Regions from separate parts of the Homo sapiens genome. Here region 1 is linked to region 2. Evidence: read pairs that join two places in POLR2A ChIA-PET (ENCODE). Cell type or tissue: MCF 10A. All regions are shown on one strand. Links, peaks and the distances in the headings refer to the core of each region. The heading gives the core; the rest is flanking DNA.

The links. ChIA-PET counts read pairs that join two places held together with the same protein. Peaks named below come from ENCODE experiments on the same cell type or tissue, not always from the same donor. Only the 100,000 strongest peaks of a DNase experiment are listed, where the experiment ranks them.
Region 1: POLR2A ChIA-PET joins it to region 2 with 5 read pairs; 2 of 35 experiments call an interaction of 5 or more read pairs at or near these places.

The regions. Positions count from the first base shown.
Region 1 is chr11:13,182,509-13,186,904 of GRCh38, forward strand. No RefSeq gene overlaps it. Among named protein-coding and RNA genes, the nearest start is that of BMAL1, 93 kb to the right of the region's middle. In MCF 10A, for the core only: CTCF peaks have their summits at 702 (motif pointing right) and 1,246; no DNase peak of the experiment used is centred there.
Region 2 is chr11:13,259,751-13,264,146 of GRCh38, forward strand. No RefSeq gene overlaps it. Among named protein-coding and RNA genes, the nearest start is that of BMAL1, 16 kb to the right of the region's middle. RefSeq lists an enhancer at 1,247-2,446. In MCF 10A, for the core only: no CTCF peak of the experiment used is centred there; DNase peaks (open chromatin) are centred at 1,071, 1,661 and 2,091.

The DNA.
Region 1 (4,396 bases), core at 82-4,081, 77 kb before region 2:
TGAAGACTGCAATACAATTGTAAATACAAATATTTATAATTTAGTGTTTTGTTCTTGTAACAACAGTATATGATAGAGCAAAATTGAAAACTAACTGAGAACGCACTGGAAAATCGGTAAATAAGAATATAACTTGCAGGAACAGTATTCAGGTATTAAAATAAATTAAAAGTACCTGGTAACAACTACAGTGATTGCCTTTGAGTGGGGATCCTTCTACTCTGCCTACATATTTATTTTTTTGAAAATAATAAGTACATAGTTCTTTTATATTTTTAAAAGTATTTTTAAATATAAGATTACTTAAAAGAACATAATTCAATACACATTTTTCAGTGTTTGCCATGTTCTATGGTCTCTGCCAAGGAAATCATAGACTAACAAAACTGTATCACTTACATTTTGTAAAGGATGATACCAATGATTTTCAAAAAGCCCATTATAGAAGTTAAGAAAAACATTGTCAGGATTCAAATAGAAAAATGAGCCAAAGATATAATCATAAATTCATTTAAAAAATAAAAATGTTGAAGTCCACAGGTAGGAAATCTTCAGTAAGCAAAAAATTCTAGCTAAAGCAACTTAGACATACCGTTTTTTATCTCTAAATTATTGAAAATGTCAAGCAGTGATAAATAACACTTAATGCTGTGGAGATTCAGTGAGGCTGGTTCCCCCAAAGACTGCAGGTGGCAGTGTAAACTAGAACAAATGTTTACATTTCAGGACGTCTTCAGAGTTCCACAAATATTTATTGAATGTCCATTCATTCTTTCGTGGTGGAATGGAATTCACACTCAGCCCAATCCACCATTAATTTAGAGGTAACCTGATTGCCAGTTAGCTGCAAGTTGATTTTCTGTATTCCGTAATGCTTCTAGTCATACACTTCATACTGTTTTCAAATGATGCAATTTGAAATGATGTCAGGAAAATTCAGCATCTTTCATTTCCTCTACTTATCAGCAAATCTATGACAGGTATAGAGGTGGTCAGAAACCTGCCAAAAATGCTCCACCATTATCTGGGGGACCAGGCATGTACATGGTGATGAAAGTTGTCAATTAAACATTGCCCAATATCCTTCTCTGGAATTCTTGCCTAACAGGAAACCCCCAGTTTCTGCAAAGAAATTAAAAGTAGCGACAGAGGCATCTTTCAGCCAAAACATTTAAGAAAGTCATTTATGGAATTCTCACTACCCTCTTGGAAGTCAAAATGAAAGACGATGTATTTTATACATAACTTTGTAAAGTCTGCCCTCTATCATTCCTCATAGTAAATGCAGCCAGTATCCACAGATTTATTCTGTTTCAGATGAGATGAGATCCTAAATATTTTTATCTACAATTTACTGAGCACCTTCAATATGCCAGGCAACTAGTAGATGTATAAATGTTTGATCCCAGGTTGACACTTACTACAGCTCCACAAGGCAATAAAGTGCCCTTATTCCTATTTCACATCTAAGGACACATGCTCAGGGAGGCTAAGTAACTATGTCGAGGACACACAGCTGATAAGTCAAAGCTCCTGGATTGTAACCTGGTCTGTCCAGTGATAAAGCTCATATAGTCTTTATTCCATGTCACATTGGCTCCAATTTGCTTCTATTCTGACACTTTAAAATGTAGATATAGCCATATATTTATTGACACTCATTATCATTTCAGAAAGCCACAGAGACACCTAGTCAAACATAAAGTTTGTCAGAACACATATGAAAGAAAAGACAACCATTCAAATGCTAACTCAAGGAAGCCTTCAGACTTTGTAAACGTGCTTTTTGTTGCATATAATTCTTCCTAGTTAAATGGGCTTTCAGGCCACAGCAGCTCAGTGATCTCGGTAAGATGCATCTCCAAGCTGTGCCATTTCTGGATATCGTCTGGCTTCATGGGGTATGAATGTTTAAACACTGGCTACTGGTATTGCCGTACGAACTCAGCAGAGCTCTGTTGAAATCTTCAGCTGAACCACTTAAACCAAGTAAACAACTCACCTCCAGGCAGTGTGTTCCCAGCACCTATCAGATTGTCAGAGAACTGGAAGGAGTCTGACAGAACAATTTCCAGGGTCATTGGTCTACATATGAGGCAGGGGTCTAATCGTTTGACTGATGTGCTCATGCTACTGGGTAACCAGTGGGTTCCCTACATGAGTCACTTCCAAACACCCTCGGCTGCCAAAGGAGAGCAGGTTTAGTCTCCTCAAAATGGAAGACGTGAAAGAAGGGCAAGGGCAGCTTCTACAAGATTCAGGAATGCTGAGGTTCCCACGTGGCGTCAGTTCAAATGGCAGGGGCGTGGGTTATATGTGTCTTTCTTCACCTAGTAAATGAAGACATTTTCTCATCTTGGGGATTTGGTTGCTATGTATTTGAAACATTTCACCATAGAAACAATGTTAGGTCCAGCCAACCCATAAAATTCATTCATCATTGAATGCCATTCTTCACTCATGTATCTAAACAATCGTGTTGTGATGATGGAAGTAAATGTAAAAACATTTCTGGGGAAATCCCACTCCAGATTTCAACCTAGACCTTAGGAGCATATAGTCCTTCTTGTGGTGAAACCAGGAGATTCTTTTGTGTCATAGGTTCCTCCTCCACCCCCCAACCCCTTCACTCACACACATCTGCTGGGCAGGGACAGCAGGACTTCTCCAGCTCCAAGCCACTGCTGGAGCTCCCTTGGCCTGGGGTGGAGGCAGCAGTATGGGAGCAGGAGGGTGGGGAGTAGGGAACAGGTGGGCGATTGAGAACAGGCACTGAGGACTCATGGGCCAGGCCTTTTGACAGTATGACCCTCAATAGAGCAAATTCTCTGTCTAGGTCACTATCTGATCCCTCTCTTGCTTTTCTACCTCTGGTTTTAAATCTGGCCCAGTCTCCAGGCCCAGCCAAACCTAGTAAGCAAGAAGGCAATAGGTTGGGTTGTTTAGGGTCTGTGATGGTTAATACTGAGTGTCAACTTGATTGGATTGATGAATACAAAGTACTGATCCTGGGTGTGTCTGTGAGGGCTTTGCCAAAGGAGATTAACATTTGAGTCAGTGGGCTGGGAAAGGCAGAACCACCCTTAATCTGGTTAGGCACAATCTAATCAGCTGCCAGAGTGGCTAGAATATAAGCAAGCAGAAAAATGTGAAAAGAGAGACTGGCCTAGCCTCCCAGCCTACAACTTCCTCCTGTGCTGGATGCTTCCTGCCCTCAAACATCAGACTCCAAGTTCTTCAGTTTGGTGACTCAAACCGGCTTTCATTGCTCCTCAGCCTATAGACAGCCTATTGTGGGACCTTGTGATCATGTGAGTAAAAACTTAATAAACATGTATATATTCCATTAGTTCTGTCCCTCTAGAGAACCCTGACTAGTATGGGAAAGAACAGATGTTATGCTCATCCGACAGGTTAAATAAACAGTGATTAGGAAAGGAATTATTTATAAGGGTTAATGGAAACCAGAAGGCATGGTGACACACCTGGGGCTCACAAGGAAAAGAAGCCATTACCACCCTTAGGCCTGAAGGAACACAAGAAGGGAGAGGTTACCAGAACCCAAGGAGAATAGCTGCAAGAGAGGGAGGTTGGAATGGAGCTGTGGCCATCAGTCAAAGGAGACAGCACACACATTACCTGGTGAAGGAGATTCAGGAAAACAAACAACCTGCCCCTATTCTCTTCCTCCTGGCCTCTGATTTCATGTCTGTGCCTTCCATTGGCCAAACCTAACCAGAAGGCAGAGGGCAAAGGAGTCATTTGATACAGTCCTCAAAGAGTGCAGAGCAGGTGGAGATGGGTTTAAAGCAGATCCGCAGGGCCATGTGAAAAATTTATTAGAGGATAGGAGGGAAGTCCTGCATAATAAGATATGGAGAAACAAATACAATATGTATTTATTTCAGGAAGACATATCCCAAAAGAAAAGAGACAAGAAGCATAGAAAGTTGCTGGGCTGCACATGACCTGTCCTTCTCCCTAACTTATCAGCCAGAAAATCTACTCCCTCTCTTTGCTGAAGGAGGAATAAATGAGCGGGACTGAGAAAGCCAGGTATGCTACTCTAGTAGATATTCTTCCCATGCAGAAACATGAACAAAGAGAAAGAATGTTCTTCTCCAAGACCCACTGATATGGTTTGGATGTTTGTGTCCTCCAAATCTCATGTTGAAATGTATTCTCCAACGTTGGAGGTGGGACCTGGTGTTCACATGAGACCTGGTTGTTTAGAGGAGTGTAAACTTCCCCCTTTCTCTCTCTCATGCCTGTTCTTGCCATGTGACATGCCTGCTACTGCTTTGCCTTCCACCACGATTGTAAGCTCCTGAAGACCTCACAAAAGCCAAGCAGATGCTGGCACCATGCTTTCTGTACAGCTTGCAGAACCATGAAC
Region 2 (4,396 bases), core at 92-4,091:
TCCAAAGCAATATCAGGAATTTGCCTAAGTTGGTATTCCTTTATAGCACCTAGGTTGGCTGAGGGCTGAGGACCTGGAGTGCCCTTCTGCAAACACCTGTTAACTAATGGGCTTTTTGTTTGACATGGCATTAAAATTTTTTACTACATACTAAACCTTGTACCCTAACTTCATTCATGTGTCCTTAGGCATTTCTACTCTGTGTGTTGTGTATCTGTGTGGGCGGGGGGCAGAGGGAGAGACAGAGAATGAAAAACAACGACAGAGAGATGGAGGGAGAGAAAAACAGAGGAGAAGGAGGGAGGGAGAGGGAGACTTGGAGTGCAATTTAGGTACGCTATCTGTTCCTATCTTAAACAATTAAATGCAGAAAACGTGCACCCTGAAACTGTTACTCTTTTGAAACTGAATACCATCAGTGTTGGTGCAAGCCAAATGTTGCTGAAAGTCACATTGAATGCAAAAAGCTGCATGGAGGGAGAGCAGCAGGATTGACCATTGCTGCAATGCAGCTTCTTTTAAACTTTTGGCCATTATATGAATGGCAAAGAGTGTAACAGCTGATGTGTAAACTCTCCTTGATTCAATTAAGATGGAGCAAACACAGCACTCATCCCTGGGGAGCCCACAGTCTAATGGGGAAGATCAAGAGCATGGACCGATCCCATACAAGGTAATAGCTGCTAGAAGAGAGGCACGCATCTAGTGCCATGCAAACACAGATCAGGGAGCAACGAACTCAGCAGGGGTGGGAACAGGACCCAGGAGCACTCCTGCAAAAAGAGGTGAGATGTGGGGGGGCGCACTGCAGGGCTGAGCAGGAGGCAGTCAGTAGGCGATGGGATTCCAGGTAGAAGAAACAGCATGAATAAAGAAAGCAGAGCTAAAAGTACACAATGTTTTCAGGAAATAATGAGCAGGCAAATGTGGTTAGAAGCTCAGGGAGTGGCTGGTAATGAATCTGAAAGTTAGGCAGAAAGTCAAGGAGTGAAGGGCCTTGGATGGCCTATGAAGAATTTTGGAATTTCTGTAGGTGTGTATTCAGGGAGGGTTCCCTCAAAGGCTTTCAGGAGAGGAGGTGATCTGAGAGCTGCGTTTAGAAAGATGACTGACTACTGCGTGACAGATGGACAGAGGGGCAAGTCAGGGCAAGCAGATGAGACAGGATTCTTGTTTAGGACACTGTTCCTCCTCCACCCCACCCTCACCTCAGCCTGGCCTCTGTACACGAATAGGTCTAATGGCGGATCGAGAAAAACACCAGTCAGCTTCCGCTCTTCCTCCATGGCAGGGCCGACCTCGGCACATCCACACTGCGGTTTTCTCTTGGAAGGAAGGATCAGGCTAGCGGGGCAGTGTCCTCATGAGGCCTCGTGCACACCCCTAAATCCTCCGTTAGGAGATGCCTGTAGGCCTGTAGCAGCCGCAGACAGAGCTGAGCCCTGGCTTCAGACTCTTCCCTAGAAGGAGCAATGAGGAAGTTTATCCTCTACCTTCCCAGGAGAGTATCTGCTTGATGCTGGGTTATCTCCTAAACTGAATTTTGATTACTTTGTATTTAAGTTTAGGAACGTCTCTGTCATTTGGGAACTGCTTTTCTGGCTGCAGCTCAACAGTGGCGAACATGGACACTGGGAACAGGCCCAGAGTCCTGAAATGATTAATATCCTGTGTTGTGGGACGTCCAAACGCATGGATAGCCAAAGCATTTAGAGAGCCAGGCTAGGCAGTGCAGTGTGATGGCAGACAAGTCCCTTGAGTTATACGGGGGGAAAGATGCTACAATTCCATACACTAAATCAATGAAATTGAATAAAGGTTCTGAACCAAACCTCCCTGTGGACATTGACTTTCGGGAAATGGCTCGGGGCTGGTTGGTCTGCAGAGCTCTGGCACGGCTTCTCCAGGGAGACTCAGCCGATCCCAGGTTTACCATCTTACACTCTAGACCTGATCCCTCACTTTGACCAGTGGCAGCCCTGATCTCCTGACTGCCACAGATCAATTGCTTTGTTTATCTTATTGTCAGCCTGTTTTGGAAACACTCTCCTAGACTCCTTTCTGACTCATAGGTTAAGGAGCGTGAGTAATTCTTCTGGAACTCACTTGGAACAGGAGGGAACCCTTCCCATTTGATTTCCGGTCCTAAAAAAAGACAAGATAGTTCACACAGGATGCTAATTAGTTTTCCTATTCAACAGTTAGCGTGGCCTAGTCCTGTTTGGAAAGCTGCCTTTTGTGCTGCAGGGTTTAGAAATTTGAATACCTCCAGCTTTTATTCAGAATTTATAAAATGACACCAGAATATCGTTTTGTTGTGATTAGTTTTGCTGCTAAAACTAGGGTTTTTGGTTTTGTTTTGTTTTTTTACAGAGAAAACCCAAATGATTTCTCTTATGAGACATAAAAATGAGGAGAAATGAACAACCAGATTTCTCTTCTACATTGTTCTCGTTTTATTGTTCGTGGATGAAGGTAAACTCTCATTGTCCTCCTGCTGTATTTTTTGGCCTGTCCTTCTAAGCAGTGATGTAAACTCATGAAAGCTTTCACTCCAAATGGGTGTGACTCTCTTTGTAGCCAGAATGGTTTGGCGTTCACTTTCTATAGCAGAAATGGTAAGAAAGTGGCTTTATATTCTTCTGTTTCTAAACTGGCTTAAGAGAGGACCAGCCCCTTTGTAGAAGTCAGATACCTGAGAGCTTTTCAGGTTGCCTATAGGAAGTATTCTAGCTCTGCTGGGGGAAAAACCACGGAGCGCAAGTTCAAACTCTCACCTTAGGGGCAGGGTTACAGGGAGCTTTAACTTTCTACTTTATGCAGTTTTGTACAGTTTGCATTTTTCACAATGAATGTGGAAGACAGGACGAAAAACCAATCAAAGACTGACTATATTTATTTGGAAATCGTTTCTTCATTCATTTTTGTCTTAGCTGCTCTGTGACCTTGGACAAGTTAATTCACCTCTTTGTCCTTCTCTGTAAAATAAAGGTGGCAATACACCCTATATAAGGCTCTTGTGCACTAAAACATCTAATGCACATAAGTACTCATATTGAGTACACATAGTCATGCTCCGTAAGCTTTACTGTTGTTGTTGCATTGTTGATATCGCTCACTGCCAGTACCCAAGACCCCTCTCTGAAGCATGGCTGTTGAGTGGTGCAGAATGTAACTCTCACCCTTTTGATTGCAAGGAAGAATATTAGTCTTAATTAGAAAAACATTATATTGGGAAGATTTGGAAGAGAAAGGCAAACCCACACGTTTACCCACTTTCTCTCCAATCATTTCTTCAGAAAACAGCTGAGAAGGTCACTGTCCACCCCATGCTTCTTCCAAGTGTAAGTCGGATTAGGTTCCCCCTCACTTGAGCCCTCTAAAGGCTTCCAAAGCACTTTGAATAAAGTCAGACTCACCTGCCCTCCTAGTCCCTCCAGATCTGCTTCTACTCACTTCTTTCCTGGCCTATCCACTCTCCTGCCAGCTCATTAAGCTCTGGCACCCGATCAGACCTCATATGGGCAGCCCACCCTCCTATATCCACTGTTCCTCATGGATCTCAGTCTAAATATCACCTCCTCAGAGAGGCCCTTTCTTGTCTGCTCCCTTCATTATCCTGTACACAGCCCTCTGTCTAGTTCACTGTACTTGACAGAAGCTATAACTAGTTTACTTGCTTGTGGGTTTCTCTCACCAGATTGTAGGCTCCAGGAAGGCAAAGAGTAACCTGGACTGGCATGTAGTAAGTGCTTATTAAATACCCCATAGTAAGTGGGCAAGGGGCAGATCTGTGGAAGGAGTAAGAGAAGGAGAGAAGGGAAAGGAACAAAGGAAGGAAGGGAGGGAGGGAGGGAGGAAGGAAGGAAGGAAAGTCTGCAAAGGAAGGAGAGGTTAACTATTCAAGTGGGTGGCTTTAAAAGTCTAATGACTGGTAGAATGTGGTGCTAATGACAGGAACAGTTTGGGAGGGAGAATAAGATTAAAGAGTAGATTGAGAGCTTGGTTCAAACATGTTGCATTAAAGTGAAACTTCCACCAGGCAGAAAGATGCGGGACGAAAACTCAGGACCAGGCCAGCGCTGGAGATGCCAGGTAGAGAGTGATGAAATGGTATTTAGTCTCTCAGAATGGAAGAAACCTTTAAAGGTCAGGGAAGGAAGGAAAAGAGAAGTAGCTTCTGGGAACCAAACCTTTGGGTTCTAGGGAAAATATGATTGCAAAACAGAAATTTAAAGGAATCTGTAAAGAGCAAGATCATGAGTGGAGCCTGAAGCTTAATTTGACCCAGCGTGGGAAACCTCACCCGGGCAGGACATGGACGGATTGACAGATTGCTGTCTCTGTTCAGGGTCAGTGAATGAGAAGGCACATTCAGACAGACAGGAGATGGAAG